2 separate regions of the Homo sapiens genome follow, and region 2 is linked to region 1. The links are chromatin loops, found by intact Hi-C in ENCODE. Cell type or tissue: GM12878. All regions are shown on one strand. Each heading gives the region's core, and the rest is flanking DNA. Links, peaks and the distances in the headings are about the cores only. Region 1 has its middle 35 kb from the start of FAM181A-AS1. Region 2 overlaps PRIMA1 (proline rich membrane anchor 1).

Region 1 (9,019 bases), core at 1,020-9,019:
CTGTTTGTCTATTCTTTCAACCAACACTACACTGCCTTGATAATTGTAGCTTTATAGTAAGTCTTAAAATCAGGTAGTGTGAGTCCTCTGACTTTGTTCTTCTTCAATATTGTGTTGACTATTCTGGGTCTTTCCCTATAAACTTTAGATCCAGTTTGTTGATATCCAGAAAATAACTTGCTGAGATTTCTACTGGGATTGCATTGAATCTATAGATCAAGTTGGGTAAATGTACCTTTCAACTAATGAAAACACTAAGGCTCAGAGACGCAAATTGACTTGCCTAAGGTCAGCGTAATTAACACCCATATTTCCTTGATTCTAACAGAAACATTTTATGGTCTCTAAAATGGAGGTACATCGTACAGTTGATGCTGACAGGTGACAGTCATAACAAAGTTGTCATTGCCATACATGCATATTAAAATTTGCACAATGTGGGCAGTGGCTTTGGAAAGAAAATCCCAGAGACAAAAGTGGGGCAGCCCTTTAAGAAATGGTGCACCACCAATGCCCTTGATGGCCCAGAACCAGTTCCATGTGGGCAAATGTGGACACTGATGCCATGGAAGCTAAACAGTTCAGAAGAGAAGGACTCTTGAGCATGGAGTTCTGGGAGCAACTGAGCTGATTTATTAGTTGATATCTCCCTCTTTGTGTATGCACAAAAGTGATAGAGGATTTTTTAAAACCCTCAAAATCCTAAATTGAAACAAGTTTAAAAAACAGCTCTTTTGCCAAATATAAAATAAAAATATAAAGTGATAGGAAGCCCTGTGTCATGGTTTACAGGTCTAGTTTGTGTCATCACTTAAGGCTGTGGTTTATTCTCTCTCCCTTACTCCCTGCTTCCCTCCCTCCCTCTGTCCCTCCCTCTCTCCCTTCCTTTCTTCCTTCCTTCCTTTCTTTCCAGGGTCTTGCTGTGTCACCCAAGCTGGAGTGCAGTGGCATCGTGAACATGGCTCATGGCAGCCTCAACCTCCTGGACTCAAGTGATCTTCTGATCCTCCTGCCTCAGCCTCCTGTGTAGCTGGGACCACAGTCTCATGCCACTATGTCTGGCTAATTTTTTTTTTTTTTTGTAGAGGTGGGGGTCTTACTTCGTTGCCCAGGCTGGTCTCAAACCCCTGGGCTCAAGCGATCCTCCTGCATAGGCTTCCCCAAGTGCTGGGATTACCGGTGTGAACCACTGCACCTGGCCTGTTTATTCTTTCTTAGTGAGACTTAAAATAACAGTGCATCTTAAAATTGATGTACAGTAAACAGCTGCATCAGTCAGCCTCCTGGGAGAAATCCCATGGCATACATGAAAGAGGTCATGAGTTTAAAAGGGGAATATTTACAGAGGTGTGAGTCGGTTGAGGGAAGCCAACAAGGGATGGCACAGTGTCACAGCGCTGGTGACGTCCTGAAGGGCAAGGAGGAAGAGGGGTTACAAAACCTGGAGAGAGGCTGCAGGAAAGGGCAGGCTGTCAGGAGCTGCAGTCTTTGCTAGGAAAAGGTCCAGGGGAATAAATAAATAGCCAACCTCAGTCTCAAGGTACCCTCTGATCTTGTGCCTACATCTACTATTGTGGGAACTCACTGGGAACCAGGGGTCCAGGAGTCCTTGAATGGCGTCCGCAGAGACCAGAGAACAGCGTGGAGGGTCGGGGTGGGTCTAGGGGGAAAATGGAAACTGCCTGTGAGCACGGAGCCAGGATCCTGGTGTGCTGCCTCTGTGCACCTAACCGTAGTACTGTGCACTTAGGTCCTCGGGGAAGGGCAGTTGACCAGGTAGACAGGGCATCCTGAGCTCCATGCCTATTTGAGAAAGCCACTAGTTCTCCACAATCAGTGGACTCATGTGCCCCAATCCCATTCACGTGGCCAGGTCCAGCCTTTGGCAGCTGTTCCCGCCTCTCCCCCTCTCTCCTAAGCACGTGATTTATAATGTGGAACCCTGTGTGGGGAGAAATGAAGTGTCTGCTACAGCCAAAACTTGGCTCCAGGAAGGCAGATATCAACTCACACACCCGATGATGGACAGCGGGACCTCGTGGTGCAGCGTGTTTACAGCTTACAAGGGTGAGTTGTGCGTATTTCGAACTTGGCCCGGACGCCTACTTGCCCAATCAGCTTGTTGGGCGGTGTCTCTTCTGATTTAGAGCTCTGGATCTGCCAATTTGATTTCTGAAGCTAACTCTTAGGTTTGCCAAGTCTGCAGCAGGTCTGGGCTCACAGGATCTATGCACCGCAGAGCTAGGTCACCATTCTAGCCCCCCAGCCAGAAACTACAGATGAGGAGCTGAGACTGAGAAAGGGAAGGTGCTGGCCCCAGGTCACAGCACATGAGGGAGAACGAAACCCCTGGGGGCTGTGGTCTGTTGCCTGTGTTCAGGGCTCAGCTTGGCCTTAGGTCCTTAGGCAAAGGACCTAAATCTTGTCCTCAGTTTCCTGGTCTGCAAAGTGTGGGTGATAATAATACCTACCTCACAGGGTGGTTGTGAGAATCAAATCAGCTATGAGCCAGAGGGGCGGTGAGCAACTTTGAGCAGTACCTGGAGCTGTCTCATGTCCATGACCACAGTGAGCTAGCCCAGAGTATGCCCTCAGTGTTTGTTGAGTGACTTCATTAGTGTGAAGGGCTTCATGGACTGTCACGTGTGGAGGACATGCTGCTGGTTATGTTCATTAGTGCTCCGTAACAGGGCTGGTCCCTTGAAAGCCAGGAATCCCACCAACCCTGTCCATGGGCTGGAGGGCCTCCTTGATGAAGAATGTCCTGTCAGCTTTCCTTAGTGACAAATCCAGACTTCCTACTCACGTGATTTAAGGGAGATAATGATGGTTTGAGCAAGAACCACCCAGCTGTCAGGTGCTGTGGTGTGCAGCCGACCCACCCTGGACACTTATTGCTTGTCTGGTAGTCGAGGCACTTATGAAGCCCTGGGTCTCGAGAATCAGCCCCTGTAGGAATGAGGCCCCTGGGGCTTTGGGGAGGATGGGATTTGGATGAGCCCAGCAGCATCTCTGCTCTGCAGCACAGAAGCACAAGGAAAATTCTCAGCTCCTGGGGCTGATCTGGGAGGAGCCCAGAAAGGCCACATGGCCCTCTCGGTGCTGCTGCAATTTCCAGAGACAAATGATTCTGGCAATAAGAACTCAGAAGTTGGACAAGGCCTCAGAATGGCTCGTCCTGGCCGCTTTATGGAGAAAGAGACAGAGGCCCAGTGAGTAGAGGGGCTGGCCATGTAACACCACAGGCCAGCCTAGAACTCAGGTCCTCCTGTTCTCCCCAATCACATTCTGGGGAGAGGGTCCAGGTTCCAGGAAGTAGGCACTCCAGATGCTGTCATGGAGCAGGGAGGATGTTCTCAGCACAGGGGCTGCTCTGCAAGACTCCATCTAGTTTAAAGGGATGGCTGTGCCTCAAACAATGCAGTACGTAGCCTGTGCAACTGTACACAGCAGCCCTAGTTGGAATCCACATAAAAGAGATGATGCCGACAGTGTCAAGGGCATGTCCAGAAGTGACCCATATGCAGTAGAGATGTCCCCAGGTCCTTGTTAGCTGGCTTTTTCCTTAAGGAATGGGGATACTACCCAGTTAGTCAACTTCAGAAAGTCCATAGTGGAAGGGCCTTTGGAGGCCTCCTCCTCTGGACTCTTTACGACATAAATAAGGAAACTGGGGCTGAAAGAAGAGCAGGGACTTATCCACAATCACACGTTGAGTTGGTCTCACTTTCTCTTCACCAGCTCTGCTGAGGACCCCGCTATGACTCTGGATGTTTCCATGAGCTGGCTGTGGTCTCACTCACACTGGGGCCACCTGTCACCCCACACTCCTGGCCGCCTGTCCACCTCTGCACCCCTCCTCTTCCATCCATTCTGCATGCCCTTGCTGAGGAAACTTTCCCCAATACCAACATCCTAACATTTCTCCGGCTCCTCTTGCCAGTTCATTCTCCTTCCTGCTGCTCCGGATTCCTCTTCTAAGGGCCGTCTGGAAGCTCCAGTCACCCCCGCACAAGCCGTCAGAGCCTCTCACGCCCTGACGCCTTTGCTGTCCTGCAGGCTTCCCCCTCCCCCGTTCCTCCTGGTACCCCAGCCTTTCCAGCCAGCCTGGTTGCCATATGACCCGTGGCCCATCTGCTCCTGATGTGAACCTGTGTCCCACGGATCCTGAATCCTGAATACCATAGTCACCTGGCATTGCCTTCCACTTCTACTCCCTCTTCCTCTGCCCCGGCCCCTGGGCTTCACCCAGGGGATAGTAATGGTCACTGTCTGGCCTCTGTGTCCCCAGTCTCTGCCCTTGTGGAGTTGAAAAGCCTTCAAAGACCCTTGTGGGTTTCTATGAGAAATCCAAACCTCTGCGTGGCTTAAGAGGCTTGTTCAGGTCTAGGGCCAGGCCATGCTGAACTCTCTCACCCCGTCGCTCGTCACTGCTCCCCTCTCTCCAGCTATATCCAAATGTGTGTCATTCTCATCAAGCTTTTGCAGGCTCTGTCCCTTCCACACTCTGCTCACATTTCCCAGAGCCCCCTCTCCTCTCCTTCACCTGCTCTTTACCCCGAAACACTCAGTTCAAATGCCCCCTTCTCCAAAAGGCATTCCCAAAAACACCCTGGGCGATTTTAATACCTGAAGCGCCAAGAATCTCAACCTTTTCCACCGTCCCAAGGCAGTCACAGGAGGACACATGTCCATGGGCTGGGCCGGGTTTTTGGCATGGTTGCTCTAACTCCTCACCTAGAACATTCTAGGAAGCCTGTCATGTCAGTAAGGCTGATGTATGTATAGGAATAACCTGACTTCCACTTTGATTTGTAGAGTGAATCATGGACGTCAGTCTTGGAGCAGTGCCCGGGCACACCTGCTTTGCTGGGAAACTCACGGTGGATTGCAGCCCCCTGGGGGGTGCCACACCCCACTGTTCCGCCACCACTTTCCAGGCAGGGTTGTAACTGATTGCATGTCAGCCTCCTGCTGGGCTGTTAGCCCCGGTGTGTGAGGCATCCTGGTGACGTTCCTTCTGCTCTTTTGGTGGAGGCAGTTGTGGTGGGGTGGGGATAGCACTGCGCTAGGGCCAAGGGTCCCCATGGCTTCTCCCCTTGGGATGGCAGAGGGAGGGAGAGGCCCGCTCAGGGACCCGCTCACTCTAGACCTTCTGTTTCTGACTCTGGAGGGATGGGCCCAGAGCTGTGCTTGTTAACAAGCTCACAGCGGGCTGGGCATGGTGGCTTACTCCTGTAATCTCAGCACCTTGGGAGTCCGAGGCAGGGGGATTGCTTGAATCTAGGAGTTCAAGACAATCCTGGGCAACATAGAGAGATCCCATCTCTACAAAAAATGTAAAAACTAGCTGGGTGTGGTGGCGTTTGCCTGTGGTCCTAGCTACTCGGGAGGCTGAGGTGGGAGGATCACTTGAACCCCAGAGGTCAAGGCTGCAGTGAGCCATGATTGCATTGCATCACTGTACTTCAGCCTGGGCAACAGAGTAAGACACTGTCTCAAAAAAAAAAAAAAAATCCAGGGGAGTTGGGATCTGGCATTCTGGCATTTGGGAACTTTTGGGTCGCCATTCCCACAAGGCTTCACGTCCATCATTGCATAACTCTGCGGCAGAGCAAGTGGCTATGGATACACCTGTTCACAGGTAAGGGAGGCTCAGAGATGGGGGTCTTGCTAGAGGCAGCACAGTTAGGCTATGTGGCATCTGAAAAGACACACCCGAGCCTCTCTCCCCAGTACCCCTGCGTTTCTGCTCCTGCACCCCTGAAATTTGAAGACCTGAATGTTCACTATTGCACGGACTAAATTTACAGCGGGGAGCAGACGGGGGAGGTGGGGAGCGGACTCTGAGTTCTCTCCATTATGTTGCAGGCCCTGGAAGTTGAGCCGGGCTGTTTGGATTATGAAGCCAGAGTCGGCAAGGCCTGGGCCACCTGGTGGCTACTCTGGGAACTGCAGGCAGGTACCCAGGAAGCAACAACAGGCCTGTTGTGGACCCCTATTCTGCACGGGAGGCAAAGGCCACTCTGCTTGTTATGATGACTGAACAACTGCACAGAGGCACCAATGCCCATTTGAGGAGCTGGCTCCTTTTGATTCAGGTTTAGAAATCTAAAGTCTCCGAGTCCGGCCTGGCTGGGCTCCAGGCAAGTTGGGGCTCTTCTGGACCTGTTTCCCGTCTGCTGGTGAAGAGGCTGGATTTAATCTCTGGGGAGCCTGCTTGGCTCTGAAAGTCTTCTATGGCATGAGTAGGGACAACTGATGACAATTCAACACAGCAAATTCTTGTTCAAGTCCGAGTTTCGGGATTTGGGGAGGGGTCCTGCACACCTTGAGCTTGGAAATGTGCTACCCCACCTCCTGGGGAAAGAAAAAAGACGGGCTGAAATGAGCCCAGTTCTCCTCTTGGACTCTCGTGCTCGCCAGGCGTTTTTCAAAGATGTTCAAATGAAAGCATAATTGAAAAATGAGGCTGTAACTCCGGGAGAAGGGGTGGCAGGCCCAGGGCTGCTGACTTAATCACGCCGCCTAATGTCATTACCTCTGTGTTAATAACCGGTGCGGCGGCCGCAGGGAAGGAGCCCTTCACTGTGGCTCAGACACTTTCCAGCTGACGGGGCTTTTCTTCTTCTGCTGTTTTTCACTGCAAACAAATGCCTTTCTCCATTCCAGAGAATTCCCTGGAGTGAGGTAAACATATGAGTGCAAATGGGCTTTTTCTTCTTCTTTCTGAAATTCTTGAGCAGGAAAAAGATGTGCAGGGCTGTATCCTGGGACAAGGGATGGCCGGTGCTCAGCAAAGTCCCAGAGACCAGCCCTTCCCCTCCCATCAGCAAGGCCCAGAGACCAGCCCTTTCCCCTCCCATGAGCAAGGCCCAGAGACCAGCCCTTTCCCCTCTCATCAGCAAGGCCCAGAGACCAGCCCCTTTCCCCTCCCATGAGCAAGGCCCAGAGACCAGCCCTTCCCCTCCCATCAGCAAGGCCCAGAGACCAGCCCCTTTCCCCTCCCAGGCTGGGAGACAGGAGACCCAGAGCTCACCTCGGGGATGCGCGCCTTTCTCTCTCTCCTCTTTCTCTCCTCACTCTCAAGGAAACGCTCTCGTGTCCCCTTCCTTCCCCTCAATCATCCCCTCCTCTCCCTTCCCCTCCTTTTTACCAAAAACTCACTGGACAGTGGCACCATCCAGACCAGAAAAGCAAAGGCTGGGGGACTGCTCTGGGCTCCACCCTCCCCCAAATGCTGGGCTCTTCTGGGCTCCAGCCCAGCCTTTGCCTCCTTTTCATTTTGGGAAATTTGACAAATGCAGAAAAATCCTAAAAGGAAAATGACAACACCCCATATCTCCACTGCTCTGAATTAACCACTGTTAATATGAGACATTAATATATACTTATATGTGGCATTTTCACTTCTAGACATTTTTTAAGGAAAAACCACTCTCTTCTTTATTATTAAACAGGATACATGCACATTTTAAGGAAGTCAAACGATCAGAAAAGTAAAGGGAACCAACCACCGCCACTGATTCCCACCACCCAGAATTTGCCGCTGCTATTTTGGTGTCTTTGCTGGTAGTCATTTTGCTATGTGCAAATTAAAGAAATGAGACAAATAGCATATACATCTATTCTCTTTTAAAAATTAGAGTTCTACAACACAATTAGAATCCCCTTTGTCCACACACTTTATTCTCGTGAGCCCGAGAAAACCACTGCTCTCAGGCTGTGGCTGCCCTTGGAGCCCATTGTAAGCACATTTACACACAAGTATGAATCCAGAGAAAACACGAGGTGTCATTTTGTGCTTTGTTTCTATCATGCCCTATCATTTTCAACTTGCTTTGTCCTCTTAATCTGTTCTGAGCTCTATTTTCACTGCTCCCTACATACTGCATTCTCCCACTCTCCTCCCCTCCCCCTCCCCTCCTCATGGGGCTGCCTCCTCTCTTGTCCTTCCCTCATGGCCCTGGGTGGAGAACATGCCTGCTGCCACCCAGGCCCACCTCTGAGCTGCTCCGCCTCCCAGCTGCTCCGCCTCCCAGCTGCTCCGCCTCTGGCCTGCGTTCTCCTTTAGTGCTCATCTGCTTCCGCTATCATATTATGAGCCAATTATCTGTTCTTCTCTTGGGGTTACAATCACCGCCTCTCTGTTCTTGGTACCTAGCCCAGTGGTGCTCATTAAATGTTTATTAATGAATGTGAATTAAGCCACTTTAATTGAGCTGCTGCCAAACCTGGATTTGCCTGCATACCTCCAGGGACAAGGGGCTCACTACCTAGATTCAGGTAGCAGCAGTGGGCTATCCAGCTGTGGCAGGCGGGGATCTCTAGCAAGGGTGTGCTTCCAGCTTGGCACACGTACTGCGGGGTGGAGAGGGCAGGTACACTGGAGTGAGACTTGTGTAGGGGGTTGAATTGTGTCCCCTAGAAAGATAAGCTGAAGCCCTAATGCCAGTACCGTGAATGTGACTTTACTTGAAAATAAATGCAATGAAGTTAAGGTGAGGTCATAAAGGATTAGGGTGGGCCTTACGTTCTTTACAAGAGAAAGGAAAGAAATTTGGATACAAAGACACAGACTATGTCTGGATGCAGGCAGAGAGTGGAGTCACTGCAGCTCTAAGCCAAGGAAGGCAGAGAATTGCTGGCAACCATCAGAGGCTAGAAGAGAGGCAAGGAAAAATTTTCCTCTAGAGCCTCCGGAGAGAGCTTGGCCCTGCTCACACCTTGATTTTGGTCTTCTGGCTTTCAAAACTGGGAGAGAATAAATTTGTCATACGTGGTTATGGCGGGCCTAGGAAACGAATTCAGCTTGTGATGCCACAAAAACTAACTGATGCAGCCACTGATGGGTTACATGTGACCTGAACAGGGCCAATGAGACTGTGCGGGACTGCCAGCTGCTCCCCAAAAGCCACTTCTCTTCTTCCTGAGCAGATGGCCAAGCTCAGCGTGGCCATGTGACTGGGGCCAACTTAATGGTTCGTGTAGGAGGCGGAGGGGCCGCAGCTGGGAAGAA
Region 2 (9,684 bases), core at 1,685-9,684, 160 kb before region 1:
TTGCTCTGTTGCCTAGGCAGTGGCAACATCACAGCTCACTGCAACCTTGCACTCCTGAGCTCAAGTGATCCTCCAGCTTTAGCCTCCTGAGTAGCTGGGATTACAGGTGTATGCCACCAAGCCTGGCTAAGTTTTAAATTTTTTGTAGAGACAGGGTCTCGCTATGTTGCCCAGGCTGTTCTTGAACTCCTGGCCTCAAGTGATCCTCCCGTCTCGGCCTCCCAAAGTGCCAGCATCTTCCCATTTAATCAGCATTCCCAGCAGGTATTCCCATATGAGCTCTGGGACCTCATCAACTTGGGAAAGCCTTCCTCCACCCCCCTCTTAGAGATTCTGCAGAGTCCTCCAAGAAAACTGTCTCCTTTTGCTTTAACTCAGCATATCCCACACGTGAATCTGAGAACACCATTTATGTAGACGCTAACAGATACTCTCTGGAAACTCTGGGTTTACAGGCCTCAGCTGTGCTACCTTGTTTATGTCGGGATCCATGGGAAATGATGGACTCTGCAGCCAAGCTCTGCCCTGGGCCTTTTGCTCCCTCTGTCCCCTTCATCCCCGTTCCTGTCCTACCCACCCCTTTTCCAGAAAGCCTTAAGCAGCTCTGATGTTGCTGGGTGTGCCTGACTTCTGACTCCATGAAATCTGCATGGCCTGGACAATTTGTGGGGGTGACATTTTCTTACAGTGAGATCCTGTGCTCCCCAGTGAGGCCGCTGAGGGACTCAAGTGGGATAAATATATCACGAATACATGAAGGGAAGAAAGGACATCAGCATCAGGATTCCAGAAAATATTAACAGGCAGAAAAGAGTCTGGACCCAAGCCCACACTGCATTCTCCTTAATACATATTACATATTGGGCTTAGGGCTAAAATAAAAACAATTGCAACAGGTCCAGATCATGGGAGATATGGCTTAAGGGCCTTCTAGGGTGGATAATGAAGAAATGAAGGCGGCATGGAGCTCCCTTAGAAATAACTAAGCCTGGATGGCTCAAGGTTTCCACCCTTTTGCGGCTAAGGTGAGGCGGTCAGTAGGATTTCTATTGGCAGGAGGCAAGGAGACAGTTCTAAAGGCTTCCTGCCATCTCTGAGACCCCTTCGTACTCGCGGGCCCTGGGGAAGAGGTGGCTCGGAAGAGCTAAGCAGGAAGTGAGCCTGGCAGGAGGACCCTGGAAGGCAGGGTGAGGAGGGGGCCCAGGGCCTTCGCAGCTGCTCAGCCAGTTTCCCAGACAGGAAAGCAGGCAGAGGGGCTTGGCAGAGGCTCGGCACCTGTGGCAGGTAAGGGGCTCGGCACCTGTGGCAGGTAAGGGCCCCAGACAGGAGCATTCGGGAGCCCGCGCGTGGTGATGGGGGAGGGTGGCAGCCGAGGGCTCTCCTGAGAAATGGTCATGATCTGCTCCCCTCCTGCCACCGGAGCTGAGTCCCCAACCACTCTCCTGCCTGGACTGCTGCTCCCAAAGCCTTTCTGGGATTCACTGCAGCCCATGGAAGCTGGGTGTTCCCTAAAGCGAAGACGGCTCCACCTCTGCACCCCCCCAACTCCACCCCTCCATCAAGCACGGCACTTCAGGGTGACGCTGCGGAAGTGCTAAGCGGCAGATGTCAAGGCTCAGTAAACCCCCGCCCCACCATTTTCTGGCCGTGTGACTTCAGGCAAGCTACATAGCCTCTCTATGCCTCAGTTTCTTGTCTTTGAAATGAGCACAATAGTGGTGTCCATTTCATAGGCTTGTTGGGAGGATTAAACACGTTAGTCCATGTCAAGCACTTAGACAAGCGTCTGGCATACCGTAAGTGCTCCATAAATGTTTGTTAGCTCTCAGTACTGCTGGGGAAAAGGTGTCACCAGGTAGCTGGCCCCACCGGCTGGCAGCAGCCAAGGTTCTCCAGTCTGCACAGACTTCCTACCTAACGCGTGCCCCGTGGGGCTCCGGAAATGCTAGAGAGAGTTGTTAGGACCCAGCCTGGCTCTGCAGCTCTGTGAGTCAGCTGAGGCTGGTCTCATTAAACCAAGAAGAGGCATTTCCACCCTGGTCCAGGCAGAGATGGCCACAGAGGGCTCCCTAGATGGCATGGTTCCTAGAAACCAAGAGAGAGGTTAGTGAGACTTTCCTTGGCGGCACCCAGGATTCCTGCTTGTAGGAGGGTGGGCTCTGCCACCTTCAGACTTCTTGTCCCCTGCCCTGGGCTTGGAGGGCAGCAGGCTCCCACATTCCCTGCTCGGAGTGCCGCGCGGACAGCTCCAGCCGCACATGCCAGCAGCCACGAGGGGCCCCTGCAGAAACTGTGCCTCCACCGGCATCTTTGGCCTGGGCAAGGAGGGCCAGGACCCAGGTACCCCTCTTAGGCCCTGCTGATCATGATGTGACAGCCTCCCGCTCAGCCTGCTGCTCTGTGGGGATGGAGGAGATGGAGGCAAAGAACAACTCTGGGAGCCTAAGAAGGGAGGCTGTCTTCCTGCCTCATGCGCCCCTGGGAGAAGTGAAAGTTAAAGGTCCTGGACTCACCTCTTATGAAGGTATTCATCCCCCGACTGCCCACCCCGACACCCTCCCACACCCATACACACACATGAACCTGCGTAACACACACAGGCACGTACACATAGACACATGTACACATGCACAAATCCACATACACACACACTATACACATACACATGTACGCAAACACACACATATATAATATACACATAGACACATGTACACATGCACAAATCCACACACACATACAATATACACATACACATAGACACATGTACATATGCACAAACCCATACAAACATGTACTTACACACACACATATATGTACACACAGGCACATACGCATAAATGTACAAATCCACACACACAAACAATATACACATACACACATGTACTTCAACACACACACAATATACACATACACACATGTCCCTACACACATATGCACACATACACATATGTGCACATGCATGCACACATACATATGAATACACATATGCATATGCATACCTACAGACATATATCCCCACACTCATATACACACACACTCAGCGTTCCATGATGAGACTCCTCTGTAGACCTCAGACTTCCCCAAACCTGGGTCAAGAAGCTACAAAAAGCCTTTCTGAGCCTCGAGGGCGTCACCGTGAGAAGCAGCAGCCCCACGTCCAGCCTCCATCGCCCAGGGGGGTGGGAGACAGGCATGCGGCAGACAAGCGTCCTCACAGCCAGTGGGACCCACTGTCTGGACCATCCCCTGGGATCACCTGTTTGGCCGCCTCCGCTGAGCTGCGGCGGAACTGGCGACTGTGCATTTCTCATGCTTGCATCCTCCCCTGGGAGCTGTGGGCCGAGGGGAGCAGAGAGGGGTCTGCCGGGGGAGGGGCTTCTCACAGGCGTGACTCTCTCTCCCCTTGAGCACTGCTCTGCAGCCTGGGATTTGATCTAGGGCAGAGCCCTTCCCAGCCCGGAGGCTGAAGAAAGGATTGCGGGCTCATGCACAGAGCCCTGGACAGGGACCTCCAAGCTAGCTCAGGCCTCGGTGACTGTCCTTCAAGCCTCTGAGATGCCAGAATGGTGCTGGGGGATGGAGATCCCTGCTGGGGATTCTGTGGGCAGAAGCGGCCCAGACGGTGTCCATCTCACTGGGGGTCTGGGCACCCGCCTCCCTGAAACTCCAGGGACAATGCCTCCCTGCCACCCGCCTCTGTGCTGGGGATGAAGGGGCTGGGGAACACCTCTGGGTAGAAGGGCCTTCGGCTGAGGTCTGGTGGAGGTCCTATACAGAACAGGTGGGCACAGGCAGACACATGTGGGCATGCCCTTGGACACCAGCCCCAGGTCACGGAACCCCCCTTCACCTTGTCTTCCTGTCACAAAACCTCCCTTCACCTTGTCTTGCTGTCACAAAAGGCCTTCATTGGTAATGGGAATACACAAAGCCATCTGTTCTTCCTAGAGGCTGGGTTTCCAGGAGAGACCTGCCCTGAGCTCCTGGGCGGTCACGCCCCACCAGGGCTCCCCTGCATCCTACGCTGCTCAGCTGTCCTGAGCCAGCCCAGCCCAGCCTGGTCACCATGGGCACTACAGAAATGCCCGGCACTGCTTCGGGGGCTCCTGAAGCAAACAAGGAGGCTGAGGGGGTGTCTCCCCAAGAGAAGCGGCCCATCCCCCTCCCCCGGACTCCCCAACCTCAGGCACAGGGCGCCTCTCTTCACGGGCAAGATTCATTCACAGGTGGCTCCACCTCCATGGTCCTGTGGGTTCGGCTCATTTGAGTGCACACAACGGACTCATATGGCCCAAGGACACTGGCCTCGACCTGGCACCAGGTTGGTAGTCATCTGACCAGCAGTACACAAATGAACAGACTGCAGCAAATTAAGAGAGGAACTAAGACGGCAAAGAACCAGGCGTCGAGGGAGAGAATAGCGGGAGGCCTGGTAGGCTGACAGGTCAGCGAGGTCCAGGGGATGAGAAGGACCCTGCCATGCAAGGAGCAGGACAGAGCTGGGATGGAGGCCTGTGCAGCTGGAGAGTCCTGAGCGAGGGCGGAGAGGAGGAGAAAAACACCAGCAGGAGCAGTGGGGCAGAAGCCAGCCCCTGTAGGGTGCAGCTGGCCGGGGCAAGGTGTCTGGGTCTTATCCTGACTGCAGTGGGCGTCACCTGAAGACTTCTTAAATGGGGGTTCCCATTTACCCTCACCCTGCCCCATGACCTTGACCCAGCATGTCTGGAGAGATGGGTCCAGAGAGGCATGCATTTCTTGATGACAAAAGAAAAAGGCCCCAAGAAGCAGGGATCCGTCTGGGTCTCCCATCAGCTGGCCCAGAGCACACACACCCTCAATCTGCTGAGCATTCTGTCCATGACTGTCCACGGTGCACGGAGGCCTGGGCTCCATGCGCCCCACACCAAGGATGCCGGCAGATGAAGCAGGCTCGTCCCTGCTGCCTGCATCACACGGCAGGATGGGATCTTATCACCCATCATGGAAGATGGGTCTTTATAGGGGGACAAATAAGTCCAAAGAAGCATTCCAGCCCAGGGCAGGTAAGGACCTCGTGCCCCTGCCCCTTGCTGGCCTGACCTCTTCCTGGATGGAGGATGTGGGTGTGATGGTGAGGACACTGCATCTTCTGGGACTCCAAAGAGCCAAGCCCCAGACAGCCTAGAAGGTGGCAGTGAGGCCCAGGGGAAGGCGCACTGGCCAAGGAGTCAGAAGATCGAGTCTTGATTCTGGACTAAGCACAGGTGCCAGCTCCTTGAATTCAGCCCAGGTTCCAAAGGATGCAGGATAGTCTCTGAGCAGCCAAGGCCATGCATCAATGCTCAGCACTTGCCCTCAGGAGGCCCTTCCTTGGAGTACACTAACTTTGACCTGACTCACAGTACAACCAGGTGTGGTGATTCTGGGTTGGATTTGGGGCAGTGGGGAGGAGGGAGTGTTGCTACAGGTACGCATGTGAACAGCAGGGAGAGGTGACAGATGGGAACCACATTGAGACCCTACCTGGCCAAGAGGCTTTGGCCCATGAGATAACCCCCAGTCTCAGGGCCCCAGGAATGCACCAAGATGCATTCAAGGTGAATTTCTTGCTCCTGGAAGTTTGTGGTGAGTTGAGGGTGGATGGAGCAGTTCCACTCCTGTCCTGATTCCTGGTCCTCACTGCTGGCCTCTGGGCCTGGCCAACCTTTTCTTCCCCATGCCCCTCCTTTGGCCCTGACTCTGCAGATCAGCTGAAGGCCAGAGCAGGCAACGAGGGAGAGAGGGCTGGGTTGGCCCCTGGCACAGTAGGTGTGTCCTGCGGGGAGGAAGAAGAGGAGGTAGATGGCGGAGCTGCTTCACTGCATTCACATCCTGGGAGTGTGTTATGCGCAGGTGGGAGAGAGGCTGTGCTATTCCGAAGCTTGGAGAGGGGACCGCTGAGTCAGGGTACATGCGTATGGGGAAGGGAGAGAATGGCAGGAGGCCTACTGAAGAAATGGGGTTGAGAGGGAGGGGGCAGGAATGGCAGGGGGCTGGGAAAACTGAAACTGGTGAAGGGGTGAGGCCCAACACTTAAAATTTGGTGCATGTTATTTACACCAAAAGCAGACGATTTCACTCACCCAGATAGAGAAAAAAAATGAGTTTACTGCAATTCTAAATAGAGTCTGTCAGTTTAAAAGGTGGACTCTGGCAAGTCTGTGGGAACAAGCCTCCATTCACACCACAGAAACCACCACTGACCAGTTTCTATGTGCCAGGCATCGTGCCAGGCACCGTCGGGAGAGAGATGAGTAAGATGAGATGACCAATCCCCATCTACCGTGTGTGCACACAACCACGCATTCGCAAGGGTGTGGGCACACGAACACCGACATACACCTACCTACAGCAGAAAGCAGAATTGTAAATTCAGGGACAGCTATAACTCTAGCAGTTGGACAGGGAAGAGAGAGCTCTATACTCGTCCAGGATGACATCTCAGAGGAGGTGGCATTTGAGTTGGGTCTCCAGGGAGGAGCAGCAAGGACTCAACTGGAAGAAATGAGGGGAAGGACACTGACCAGAGAGACCTCTGGGAGTGCTCGATGAGCCAGGAGGAGGGCAGGAAACCTCTGGAACCTGAACCATTTCTCTCCCCACCAAGGCCTCAGTTCCCACATCAGTAAAACAAGGGATTGGCCCTTGACCATGAAGGTTCATTCTGGCTCAGACTCCATAGGAAACTCATTTCCACCCCTCCCTGGCATTCCAGGTGCCCCCAGGTAACCAGATCTTCTCTATATGCCACACATTCAGTAAGAACTAACCTTTCTCTGGGCTATCCCAAAGCTCCAGAAAGAGTGTAAATCCTAAAAAGAAAACTAATTTCACTGATTAACTTTCTATTGAGTCTATGATCCAGGAAAGATCTTGGGAAAAATATCCATGAAATAATCAAGCTAAGGAGATGAAAGACTGGAGTTGGAGAGGGAGGGAGAGAGCTGAGGGTAGCAGGTTCCCAGGGAGGAGCCATATTGGGATCATCCAGCTTGGAAGGGTGCTGGAGAGGATGATTGTAGGGTGACAACTGTGCAACAGGCTCAGAGACCCACAGTCCACCTGGAGAGGAGCATGGAGCCCCCAGGACAAAAATGGAACTGATAAATTTGACTGTGTTGAGAGGAGGCATTGTTAACCCCAGGAAAGGAAACAGCATAGTACGCTATGTGGCTCAGCTATGCACAATATGTTCTTTGTTACACTAAGGTAAGCACTGAATAGGCACAGAATCCCATACTGAGCCCCATTCTAGGTGGAGAATGAGAAGAGGGGAAGTATGTTGTATGTCTGTACTGCAAGGGTGCTGGCCTTGGTATCTTCCACAGTGGAAAGTAAATAGATGGTGCTTAAAATGGAAAGAAAATTTAAATAGCAGTATACACATCACTTAGCATATGGAGAGAAACATCAGAAGAAACAGCTAACTGTTGAAAGTGGTTGCCTCTCAAGAATGTGACTTGGGGGAAAAGACAGGGGGCTGCTGTCTTTCTTAAGAGCCTTGGGAGCACATTTGACATTTTAAGCCATAGTATGTATATGTATTCCTTTGATAAAAATTAAAACTAAATTAAAAGGAGGGAATAAATGTGCAATGCTCTAGCCATACTTTCTAATCATTAAGCTGTCTCAAAAGGCATGCACAACATGCCTGACTCTTTGGAGAGGACACAACCTTCACTCCTTTCTCCTTCTCTTCCCCATTAACCTGTATTTTTTTTCTCTTCATAGTCTTTAAGATCACCTCATTTATTAATTTGCTGGTGTGTGTGCTTAATCTGCCTCCTCCAGCAGGAGGAGAACAGGGACTGTCTTGTTTCTTCTGCATCCCTTGTGCTTAGTCCCCAGCACACATTAGGTGCTCAATAAATGGATCAACACTGAACAGTCCTGTGCCAGTCAATGGGTTTTCTAAGGCACCATCAAAAAGGCTTGAGCATTCAAAAGTGCTCGTTCTACTGAAAGTGGCTCAACCACAAACAGCTGATGAGGACCAGAGCCCAGCAATAAGTGGTGCTTAGGCACAATCACGCACACTCAAGCCCACATCCAGGAAGCAGCACGCTTGCTTAAGGTCAGCAATTAACGTCTGCAGGGTCAGCCAAACCGTCCTGAGACCACGTATTGGTCTTTCTGCCAATTATACCAGTAAGTGAGAGGGAAATGGCTGTCCAGTGGCTTCATGGCAATTGGGAACAGACCCACGCCACAGATGGCCAATGGAGGCAAGGTGTTCATCCTGTGCCAGCATGGGCGTGTCTCCGTGCAGGGGGTGGGCATCATCTCCCCTCAACACAGGAGCTCTTCTCTGAGTGAAGGGTGTGGCTGTCAGAGAAGCTGCAAATGCCACCCCAGGAAAACAGCCACATCCCTGCAAGTGCACAGGCCTGTGGGGCTCCCCAAGCTGGGATCTGAGGTCTACCTGGGCAGCGGGTGCCTTGCCCCTTGGAGCTTTATCTTGATGACTCTCTGTGGTCATCACTGGTTTTAGGTTTGTCTCCTGCCCTGGACGGACACTCGTGTTGTCTCTGCTCTTCTGCCTCTCCTCTGACTGTGATCCACCGTTCTTTGGGGGCAGTCTGGTCTGATTGATGTCCACTTCTTCCCCCGAAAAGGTATGTGCAGCATGGGCAGGGACTGTGCCGGTGGTGCCCACTCCTGTAGCCCAGTGCCTGGCACCTGGTCCTGGCACCTGGCCCAGCCCTGGCGGGCACAGTGATCAGCATTTATACGTCCAAGAGGCTGAATGCCTGAGTGGTGATGGTCCCCCTGCGATCCAGGATGGGGACACAAAAGGCTGCTCGGAGATTGTCATTTCAGAGAGGGAAAACGGAGGCCACAGAGGGAAGCGATACCTGCTGAGCCCAGCTGAGCCCAGCTGAGCCCGGCGGGGCTGGGGCTGGGAAGGGAACAGGCCTGGGGACTTGACTCCCAGTTCTGGGCTCTTTTAACAAATCAGGCTGTCCTGCTGTCAGAAACATGTGCCCGTCAGGCCTAGGGGTGGGAGGACACCCAGGTGCCAGGCACGGGGGTACCCAGCACCCAAGGGCTCTGGGGCCTGCTCTCCATGTGGCTGTAGATAAAAAGGCTTGTTTACAACAAGCCCGGGGCAATGAAGCCACCAAAATGCATGTTGCATGGGCTCCCTATGGCTGGGAACCCCCTCTGGAGTTTGGGGTCATTGACAGCAGACTTGGGGGCCACTGCTCGTGCTCATGCAAATTCAAGTAACACCCTCCCCGCCCAGTCCCCTGGCCTGGCTAATGTACCTCTTTAAGAAACCTCCCACCCCACCTGGCTACCAGGTCTGGGCAAGGTGCCCCTCCTCTGAACACCGTCTACCCAGTGCACAGGTGGGACTTGGTGAAGGCTTGCTGAGTCACAGGAGAAGTGTTATTTCACCTAATCTGCGTCTAGCAAGTGCTAGTGAGACTCTTCCTCCTGCCAAGGTCCAGCCCCCTTTCAGCCAGGCCTTGGACACAGATGTGAGGGCCCTGCGGGGTGCGCCTTCCACAGCTGCAACTCAGCCCTCGGTGCCGCCCGTCCCTGCCGAGGCCCGTGTCCCGGCAGCTGACACCCCCAGGTGCCAAGGCATCTCCAGAGTCACCTCCTCCCTGACCTACCCGATTCTAGAAACATCCTCTTGGCAACCTGGCTCTGAAAGGC

Evidence for each region. Peaks named below come from ENCODE experiments on the same cell type or tissue, not always from the same donor. Only the 100,000 strongest peaks of a DNase experiment are listed, where the experiment ranks them.
Region 2: a loop joins it to region 1, with 2.7 times the contacts of the local background. A loop is called at or near these places in 6 of 110 quality-filtered maps.

Annotation. Positions count from the first base shown.
Region 1 is chr14:93,887,194-93,896,212 of GRCh38, forward strand. No RefSeq gene overlaps it. Among named protein-coding and RNA genes, the nearest start is that of FAM181A-AS1, 35 kb to the right of the region's middle. RefSeq lists enhancers at 3,545-4,522, 5,558-6,332, 6,333-7,106, 9,016-9,019. In GM12878, for the core only: a CTCF peak has its summit at 5,943 (motif pointing left); no DNase peak of the experiment used is centred there; H3K27me3 peaks cover 762 bases.
Region 2 is chr14:93,723,922-93,733,605 of GRCh38, forward strand. The region is part of intron 4 of PRIMA1 (proline rich membrane anchor 1); the gene reads right to left. Among named protein-coding and RNA genes, the nearest start is that of PRIMA1, 60 kb to the right of the region's middle. In GM12878, for the core only: no CTCF peak of the experiment used is centred there; a DNase peak (open chromatin) is centred at 6,199.